Linked DNA regions of Mus musculus: region 2 is linked to region 1. Evidence: chromatin loops called from intact Hi-C (ENCODE). Cell type or tissue: heart. All regions are shown on one strand.

Evidence for each region. A loop is a pair of places that touch in the nucleus more often than their neighbours do. Peaks named below come from ENCODE experiments on the same cell type or tissue, not always from the same donor. Only the 100,000 strongest peaks of a DNase experiment are listed, where the experiment ranks them.
Region 2: a loop joins it to region 1, with 3 times the contacts of the local background. A loop is called at or near these places in 2 of 42 quality-filtered maps.

What each region holds. Positions count from the first base shown.
Region 1 is chr15:6,623,764-6,628,763 of GRCm38, forward strand. The region is part of intron 2 of Fyb (FYN binding protein); the gene reads left to right. It overlaps Gm2245 (predicted gene 2245), which reads right to left. Exons shown (of 7, transcript NR_155272.1): 3 at 2,622-2,721. Among named protein-coding and RNA genes, the nearest start is that of Gm2245, 28 kb to the right of the region's middle. In heart, a CTCF peak has its summit at 2,191 (motif pointing left); no DNase peak of the experiment used is centred here; H3K4me3 peaks cover 1,508 bases.
Region 2 is chr15:5,236,078-5,241,077 of GRCm38, forward strand. The region is part of intron 2 of Ptger4 (prostaglandin E receptor 4 (subtype EP4)); the gene reads right to left. Among named protein-coding and RNA genes, the nearest start is that of Ptger4, 5.6 kb to the right of the region's middle. In heart, no CTCF peak of the experiment used is centred here; DNase peaks (open chromatin) are centred at 654, 1,444 and 2,614.

The DNA.
Region 1 (5,000 bases):
CTTGGAAAGAACAAAAGAGGCTGGGTGCTTTCCATTGCCTGGGCAATCTATACTTAGAGCACTGTAAAGTTAACTACGGTGTGCAGAAAGGGGGGAAGTGGGAAAGTTAAGGACCTCTAGGAGCTTAGTCGACTCTTCAAAACAGAAAACTCTAACAGTCTTAAAGTCCCCAACCATAAATTCCACAATGAGGAAATATCTAGATGCGAAATCTCCCCCGCTGAAGGGGAAGTTAGATAAATACATAGAGGAAATGAAAGCAAAATGAGCCTTAGTCATGCTCAAGAGTATGGAGGAAATGGCTGGGTTGGGTTTGAGGCAGAAAAGTAGAAGAGGCATGTGTTTCTAAGCCTCTTATCCCACCTTCAGAGCACCCTTGGGATGCTGTTCCCTCCCTACTCAGAATCCATTCACAAGTCACAACCTATTGGGCTTTTAAAATATTCACTGGGACTGGAGAGATGGCTCCTTGGTTAAGACTGCTCTTAACCAAGTCTCTTCCAGAAGTCCAGAGTTCAATTCCCAGCAACCACATTGTGGCTCACAATGTGATGGGATCTGATGTCCTCCTCTGATGTGCCTGAAGACAGCAACAGTGTACTCATACATTAAAAAAAAAAAAAAAGGTGTGTAAAATAGTCACTCAATAAACCTTCAAGTCACTCCTCTGTGTCTTTTCTATTGAACTTCCGGGAAGGCCATGCACAAAACAGAGATCTCTGCTTCTATATGAAGCAAGGGCAGGAGAAACAGGAACTGACAGACAGATGGAAGACACTGCGGTGGGCAGTAAGGGTCAAGTGCTGAGGGAGAAAACAGGAAAGGAAAACGTGAGGGGTGTTACAGGCAGCATAGCGTTACAGCTTTAAACAGAGATGCGAGGGAGCAAAGATGCAAGGGGATGTGGGCGTTGGGCATAAAGCTGTGGGGGAGGGGCTGCTCAAGGCAGAGAACAGAAAGGCTGGAGTCTAAGGAGGAGGCGGGCAGAATTACACTAACAGCAGCAAGAGACACAATGGGGAAAGAGCCCGCTGTTGTAAGGGCTCTGCGTGCTGTGACAGTCTGCGACTGTCACGGTAAGTGAGATGCGAACCCCGATGGTTGCAGCACAGCACCAAGGTTTTTTGACTTTTGTTTGATTAAGGCCACTTTAAGTAGATGGGCAAACGCGGAGGCAGCACCAGAACCATTTAGACGGTGCAGAAATGCAGGCAATCTACCAAAGCATTCTAGCCAAGATGGGCTGTCCTCTGCAGAGGCGGCAAGAAATGTCTGCACTGTGGATACATTTTGAAGGGAACAGTAGCAGAATTTGAATTTATTAATGAAACTCACAGTGAGGATCGTGTGTGGTCTTAGCAACTGGAAAGTGCCTGCCACAGGAGCATGAAGTTTGTGCCCATCACACATTTAAAAGCATGTATATGGAACCCCATTTCTGACGAAGTGGAGGGGTTACGGATATGGCAGAGGCAGGTAGAGTCCCGAGGCTCATGGTAGCTAAATCAAGGGCTCTGGATTCACTGAGAAATACAAAGTGTAACGTGATAAAGGAAGATTCCCCAACTTCAACTGCCGGTCTAGACATGCATGCACACACGTAGAAAGAAACTGGAAAGAGCCAATTCAGAGTCTGTTCAAGGTGTGAAGCAAAGACACGGAGTAACAACTAGGATGGGAAGAATTTTGGTTCGTTTCTGTTTCTGTATCTTGAGTCAGGATCTCATGTCACTATAACCTAGGCTGATATTAGGTAGCAAGGGTAGCATGGAGCTTATATGAAAATGACAACATGCTTATATATGGTGATAAGAAATAACCAGCAAAGGCAAAAACAATGCTGTAGGCTGGGAAGAATTTCTGGAACAGAGTCTGGCTCAGCCTCAGTGAGGGCTGGGCTAAATGACTGACAGGTTAGAGCTTCCTGGGTGCACAGTGGAATCTCCAACCAGGAAGTGGGGAGGGAATTTGGGGAGATGGGGACTTTGACCATGCAGAACCTGCTCAGCTTCTGAAGTTATTCTAGGGAATAATTTCTAATCATGTCCTTCAGATCGATTTATGTTTCAGTCTGAAAGGTTTGAAGGTAAATGGGAACCAGAAGTCACGAATCATTTCAAAAATCTTGAGTTTGTGGGAGGCATGTTACCGGTATTTTAAATTGCATTCTTTCGCCACCTAGTGGGCAGAAAGCAGGCCGCTCATTACATTTTCCTGTAGTCTGACCAAGTGAAATGAAATCGGAAGGGGGAGCTTTTTGTTGTTAATGTTCAAGTCCATGTCTTTGACTATAGCACATTTCTTAGGGCTGTTTTAGAAGGAATCAGAATTGTATCAGTATAACCCATCCTTCAGATGGAACCCTGGGTTGAGATTTTATATACAAAGCAAATTTTCTGGGTATTAATAGTAATAAGACAGGAAACGTGAGGTAATAAGAAATAATAATGAATGGGAAGTGACTAAGGTCAGAAAAGGAAGGGCCAAGCGTTCTCCCTGAAGTCACTCTAGTTAGGACCAGGGATTGTTTCAAACAAGAATGTACCAGTGTGATCTTGTAATCAACTACAAGTGCTTTGAATTTTCCAGAACTGGACACTTGGCACATCAGATAGCCTTACCTAATTCCATTTGGCAATATTTGGCTTAGGCCAGTCATCGTTTGGAAATTTCTCATAGGTGAAATATAGAAAGACGTGTTCCCAAGGGAGGGGTCCATTCCTGAAAAGGGCAGGTATAAAAATAACGATATGTGTCACTTAGATTTCTTCACAAAAAAAAAAAAAAAAATCAGCAGTAAAAGGTTAAAAGCTAAACTTTTTTTTAATTAGATATTTTCTTCATTTACATTTCAAATGCTATCCCAAAAGTCCCTCATACTCCCCCCCCCAATCCCCTACCCACCCACTCCCACTTCTTGGCCCTGGCGTTCCCCTGTACTGAGGCATATAAAGTTAAAGGCTAAACTTACAAAGAGTAAATAAGAGCATTAAAATAAAATTAAAAAAATATATAGTTTCACATCTTTAAATGTTAAGATATAGAGCCTTTGTTTATTTGTTTTTGGTTTTACCTTCCTGGGAATTGAACCAGGACCTCACAGGCACTAGGCAAGCACTCTGTCACTGAGCTGCAACCCCCACCCCACCCTAAGAGTGCTCCAAAATGACGGGCATAACATTAAATGAATTTCATTTGGTTCTTTAGGCTGCGCAGGAAACAAAGGGCTGTAGTGAGAAGCCGGCTTGCAGGGACTCATCTCCTCAGATAAGCTTCCTGCTCTTTCTCCTCCCTGCCCACTGCCTCCTCTTGGCTGCCTGTGGTCAGCTGTGGCTGGTTCCTTTCTTCTCTCTGTGAAACTCTTCTTTATGCCTTCCTGGAACACTGAGCAGTTGGTGGCAACTGGACTTGGATCTTTTCAGGACATTTGCATCTATTTCTTATCCTCATCTTGGTCCATTTTATTCTCCACTGTCATGGCCATTGGGGTCACTATTTCATACTTAATATTTTAATACTATAAACTTCATGAACTCAGACCTATATAAAATGGCATCACACTTTATATGGCATAATATTGAGTCTATGTATACAAGTAACATCTCCTTGGGTGAGAAACACTTTGACTGAATGTGCCAATGCCTTTTGTCTTATTACTATTATTTATTTATTATGTATCCAGGTGTTTTAGAAAGTAGTCGATGAGTCCAGTGGGGGATGATGATGGTGATGGTGATTACATCATTTTAAACAAATGGCAATAATTCATTTGGGTGATAAAAGTACCCCTAGTCTCTGTATCATTAGTTCATTAAAAATACAAACACACCCAGAACTAGCAAGACAGGAGTTACTCTAAAAGTATTTTCAAAATGATAACTTTTATAGTAAATTAGCAAAGTGACAATCTATTTTATCAAAGGTTTTGTGGTCTGGTTATAGATAGAGACTTTGTAGCCCTGTAGAGGTGGACTGATAACACCCGGAAGCAGCAAAGGGCAGGCTTTGGAACTGGGTAATAACCTCCCAGAAGAGGCACTTTTATGAAAAACTTGGGTCAGGGGTCTACAGCAGGGGGATGACATGAAAAAAGAATACAGGGCGAGCACCTGACTCCAATCTCCAGAATTTACAGAAAGATGGAAGGACGGACCCAACCCCAGAGCATGCTTCTTCTGACCTCTACTCATGTGTCCGTGCGCGCACGCGCACGCGCACACGCGCGCACACACACCCTAGTAACAGTTCTTTATTTTTATTTATTTTATTTTATTTCATTTTATTTTAGAGATGGAATTAACCCAGTAAACCCCCCCCCCCCCCAGCTAAGCATGGAGAAAGAGAGTGTCCGAGACAGAGTGAGGATTCTGTAAAAGCAAAGCAGTGGAAGAACAGAGTTCATTACTCAGCCCTGCGCCCTGCTCACCGTGAAAAGGACATTCATTGGTTGAATGTCAGTGTATTTTATGTCCAGAGTATTTACGTTCTCAGTAAAATGCTATTCCTTAAAGCTAAGGTGAAGGACTTATGTTAAGAGATAGGTTATTTCTCTGCCAGTGAAATGAGCCAACTCAAGCCAGATTAGAATATATTGAAGTCAGGTTTATTGGGGAGCTGCTCTTGGATGAGTTCACTAACCCCAAAGACCAGGCCAGGGAAGTCACTATGAGTGTGTGTGTGTGTGGGGGGGGGGGGGGGGGGGGAGAAAGTGTGTGTGCCCGAAGAGAGAAAGAGAAAGAGAAATGAGGGAGAGAGATCAAAATGTCTGGATTATATAGGCAGGAGCCTTTTGGGGGAAGGGCAGCTCAACCCCTAGGCTGGAAAGTTCAGGGATGGGAGCAGGGTGTGCCAGGTATGGACTGAGGGATGCTGGGAGAACCTTAAGTCCAGATCTGCTTTGATATGTAAAGTAAGCACTTCATTCCCCCAGCTCAGAAACCAAACATTACTTAATTTCCATTGTAAAACTTGTTCTTCCTTGTCCACACCTAGCAATCTTA
Region 2 (5,000 bases), 1.4 Mb before region 1:
CGTTTGTAACAAGACTTGATGTTTTCACTGTCATGGTGTTTGGTGTAATAACTAATGATTCATGCTATATTGCTTACCAGAAAAGGGCATGGATATGTTAAGAAAAATAGCAATTTGGGTAAAAGCTTTAAAAAATTAAAGATATATTTTTAAATTAATTTGTAAAATTCAATTTATATGCAACTTATTTCTTGATGATCTGAGCCAATGATACAACTCTATGTCTGTTTCTTCATTGATCCCATTTAGGCAAATGCCCAAGAGTCCTTGCACGTCCCCAGTGTTCTTAGTAGTCATTGTTTTTCCCCACTGGTTTTGGAAATATATTGGTTGTAAAACTTGTAAAAACCTAACCTAAATTTCTATCGGTTCCGATATGTTGTTAGCAGCTACTCTTCTAGGAGCCACGGAATTGTGAACTCTAAAGATTTTGGAGAAAGGATTATCAACCGCAAGTCTTGTAGAATAAAAGAGTCAAATGGACTTCAGATGAAATTCATCTTGTTCTCTTGAGGGCAGATCAGTAAAAATGATGGAAATTAAACAGCAGGGGATGTTTCTAAAGATGAAAGAAGTGTTGGGTAGGAACGGGCTGGTAGCCCTGTCGGTGGCAGGGTTTGTGTGAAACGGACACGCTAATCAGCCTCCAGAGGGCAGTGTTGCCTCACTCTGGAGCGGCTAGTGCTGTCTCTCCTGGGACAGGTTTTGTTTTGTTTTGTTTTGTTTTGCTTTGTTTTGTGAAAGAAGCTTTTAAAACAGAATCTTGGTTAAGTTTGGACTTTGAATGATATATCTTAACATGTTTTTATACTGGTTGCTTCTCCACCAAAACCTCAAAGGAAACACGGTTTACCTCTGAAAAGAGGAAATTTCTGAACGGTTAAAACAAAAAGCTGTAGTTACTTAAAGGAACGCATGAAGAATTCACATTTTGTTTTTAAATTAAGTCAATGTTGTAAAAAAAATGAATGATGTATTGTTTCATTTTATCTTCAGCCATAATTAAATTTGACAGCTATAAAAGGGAATGAAAACAAGGCATACACACACACACACACATATGTGTATATATGTATGTATATATATACACATATATGTATATGTATATATATGTTGTAATGTCTTTCAGTAAATGAGAGCTCATAGGGGTAGCATATGGATGGGTATAGAGTATAGCATTCTGGGCTAGGATACGATTCAGTGGCCTAGCATGCATGAACCCTGAAGCTTAATTCCCAAAAGTGCAGAATAAATTCAATAAATAATTCCAAATTCACATAAAAATTTCTCAAAAGCCCAGTTGTGGAAGCACGTGTTGCTGATCAAACAGAACCTTTGAGTCAGAGGGGGCGGGAGGAAACTTCTAAAAACCTTGCTGAATACAAATGAAGCTGCTTCCTTCCACTTCAGACCACGAGCGGCTGCAGGCCTTGAGACTGTCACTTGTGCCTCATATTGGCAGCGATTCAACAGTTCCGAACATCTTAAGACTGATCAGACAGTAAGCCCAGGAGCACTGAAATAGCACTTGGAGGGGCTCCAATAAAGTGAGAGGTATGGCTTCAGGAAAGTTGATGGGAGGGTGTATGGTAATGTGGTAGAGAGGCCTGACTGGACAAACCTCTCCATCGTTAGGCTGTGATGTGTAGGTGTTTATCATTTATACTTAAGTGGTTTGGATCTTTTTGTTGTTATTGTTGTTGTTGTTTCGAGACAGGGCTTCTCTATGTACCCCTGGCTGGCCTGGAACCCACAGAGCTTTCCCTGCCTCTATCTCAGGAGTGCTGGTCTTAAAGGTGTGAGCCACCACTCTGAGCTGTGCATACATTCTTACAGTGCTTGGAACAACACCTAGGACCAGCGTGTATTTCATCACCTTACTATTTTCTTATTAACCCACGTGTGGAAACCTGGCCCCTGCAGACTACACGGATAACTGCAGGTAAAACACAGCTTCGGGGTACAGCTGATGGCTGGCATTCAAAACATACTTAAGAATAACCTGTTCGAAGGGAATGTTGACTTGCATTGTTGAACTCTTGACTAGACTAATGTAATAATTGATTGTCTGAATTGAAACGCCGTCTAGTTAACGGCAGGCTCTGTCACTGGATTTGAGCATAGGGCTACTTGTTCTGTTCCAAGCACAGGAAAGGAATTATCTCTGTGTGCTCTGTTATCTCGTTGCCTTGTGAAGAGCCTAGAATTGACACAGCTGTTACTAGAAGTCCTCACCACACCCCTGGAAAACAAATGGCCAAGGAAAATGCCCTTAACTGAGTGGTGGTATGAGACTGTATTTCTTGTTACTTCTAGGCTACTAACGGGTCATTCATTGCATGCCAGTCGCCTAATCCCTACTGGTTAATATCTACATTGTGAATCTATTTTAAAAGTTGTTTTGCATTCCTAATTCACAGCTTTCACATTTCAGCTCTAAGGGAGACAATGTCCTGTTATAGATGTTCAATAAAAGCAAAGCTTGAGATGTCAGTAAAGATGATGAGAAGAACTGAAGAAAGATTCATTCCCAGCCATCCAGTTAGACACAGTTCTTCATCTGCAGCTGGGGAAACAGAGGCGTGGAGTGGGTAGGGACATGAGCCACTGAGCTGATTCCAACAAGCTGCTGGGTTTGGCAAAACCCTGTTTTTCTGTACTGCTCTGCAGTCCTCCCAGGGCTCCTAAAGGCCTTCCGTTTCACATTATGACTCAAACATTGCTTCTAGGAAGCGCAGTTCTTTTAAAACTTGGTTGCATTTTTTTTTTTTTTTTAGAAAAGTGATCCATCTCATTGGTTTTGCTACAGTGGCATCTAAATTAATCACCTCCCTTTTACCTGTGCATTTTCACTCATGCGATCATTTAATGAGTCCACTTCCAGTTTGCCTCCTACAAAAAGTGTCCCTGTTTACAGTTTTCATCTGCTTTTATAAGCTGCTGGGGATGCCTTGATAGACTTTCCAGTAAGCAACCAGAGAAACGCAGGAAACTCTTTCCCTAAGGATGAAAATTTTACCTGACTGAGGTGGAAGATTAATTAATTTGCCATACTACTGGTAGCTCCAAGTAAGAAGAAAAATAAAAAAATAAAAAATAAACAAGCAATAAATATGTCCCTGGCTCCCTGCTTGTGGAAGAAAATACCTTTCCAAATCTGACAGTCTAGTTCTTTAGCCCCGAGGCAAAAGATCTGATTATAACTGTTGTCTCAACATTAGTATTACAACCGCAAAAATAAGTACCAGGAATTGATCTAGCTGCCGTACTTAATATGGTGACCTTAGGGGTTTCCATTGATTATATTGATTGATTCTAAAGAATGCAAGATATTTATCTTAAGCATGAGCTTTCACTTCTTCAGCATCTCCTGAATCCAACAGCAGCAGCCACCCAACCCCAGAGCAGTTATCAACCGCAGAAAGGACACAAAGACAAGCAACCCGCCTCCACCCAGCATTGTTTGTGCGATGGTGTGTGCTTCCACTGTCTCTAGTCCTTGGTTATTACCCACGTGGAGAAGTTTGCAGACTGGGCCCATTCATCATATCCACAGTGCAGTTCTCAGTCTTTCTCAGTTCTAGCTTTCAAGCTGGGCTCTGTTTTGCAGAACAAATTAAAGTTCACCTTCCAGACTAAATTATCAACCTTTTGGTAAGACCTCATCTAGCCTCTTCCTCCCACAGGTCCAAAAGACAGACACTGGCGTATTTTTCAGTGGCCGCCTGTCCTCCCTCTGCCTTGTATGTAGCTCTCTGAAAGTCCAAGTCAGCTATAGTTGCTCTGCCAAGTAGCCTTCCTAAAGCATTGGAAACGACCTGGACACTTTCCCTCCCGTCCAATGGTATGAGAACTCAGTTTCAGTCCATAATGTTAAAGCAGATGCTTTGCCAGTTCCCTCTGAACTGAAAGCATGTACGCCCAACTGCTTTAACTGTCAGAGAGCTTGCAAAGCTTTAATCTCGAGTATTCCCAGAATATGGGGGCGGGGCTGTAAAAACAGCCAAGAAAAGACTGTAACTCTGACAGTTTCTTTTGGTCCTTTTAGCAAGCTTTGCATTGTGGGTGACCACACTGGGTTCCATAGTGCCTTATCACTTGTCACAATTGGTCTTTATTTAAACTGCCTCTGAGAGAGGAGATTTTTGTAGCCCAAACTCAAGGGTAAACCGGAAGCTACTCTTTTATTTGATTACTTATTTCTCACGAAAGCAAGGAGCATTCTGACCAGCGTGCTCACCCCTTAGCTGAGTCCGTTTCAGCTCTCAGAGAGAGATTATAACTTAACATCCTCTACCCAGGGCTGACTTTCCACAGCAGTTTTCATTAGCTAAAATGTGATCCACATGCCAGCTGTGAATACAGTTCTGGATCCTCTCTCACGCTGCAGGCTTTGTCATAAAGGGCTCTGAACCCGAGGGCCAGGTTAGCCCATTGTATTGGTTTCGTGTGCCTCTCCAGAAGACAACGGAGACTACTTTATTGGTAGCTTCATGTGAATTGTAGAGTCACATGTTCACTTCTAAGCATAACATCTAGGGAGCCTGTGCACCGTTACTAATGGCCTAGCTCCGATTCCTCAGTTCTGTGAAGTGGATGTCCTGTAAATAACAGCTACTTACTTTGTCATTTACTGTCCCATAAAATAGAAAGCAGAGACTAGAGGCCTCAGCTCTTCCCTTCCAGATCTCCCTTTATTTTAAGTTGCCATTACAGACAGTAAAATATATTTATGCGGTTCGAGTGTAACTTAACCCTGTAAATTGCATTAGGTTCTGAGATGGCTTAAAGGCCCTTCTGGCCAGTCATATTTACGTCTGTTTACACACATTGGCAAGGAGCTACTGTATGCTGGCTCTCAGACACCGCTAAGTTTTCTTCCATTTACAGTCACTTTTGTAAGAGATAGAAATATGTCTAAATCAGAGATAGCTGGTAGTATTCATAAGAGATAGAAAAGAGTAGTAGCCCATTACATGTACTTCTACTTGCTCCCAGTG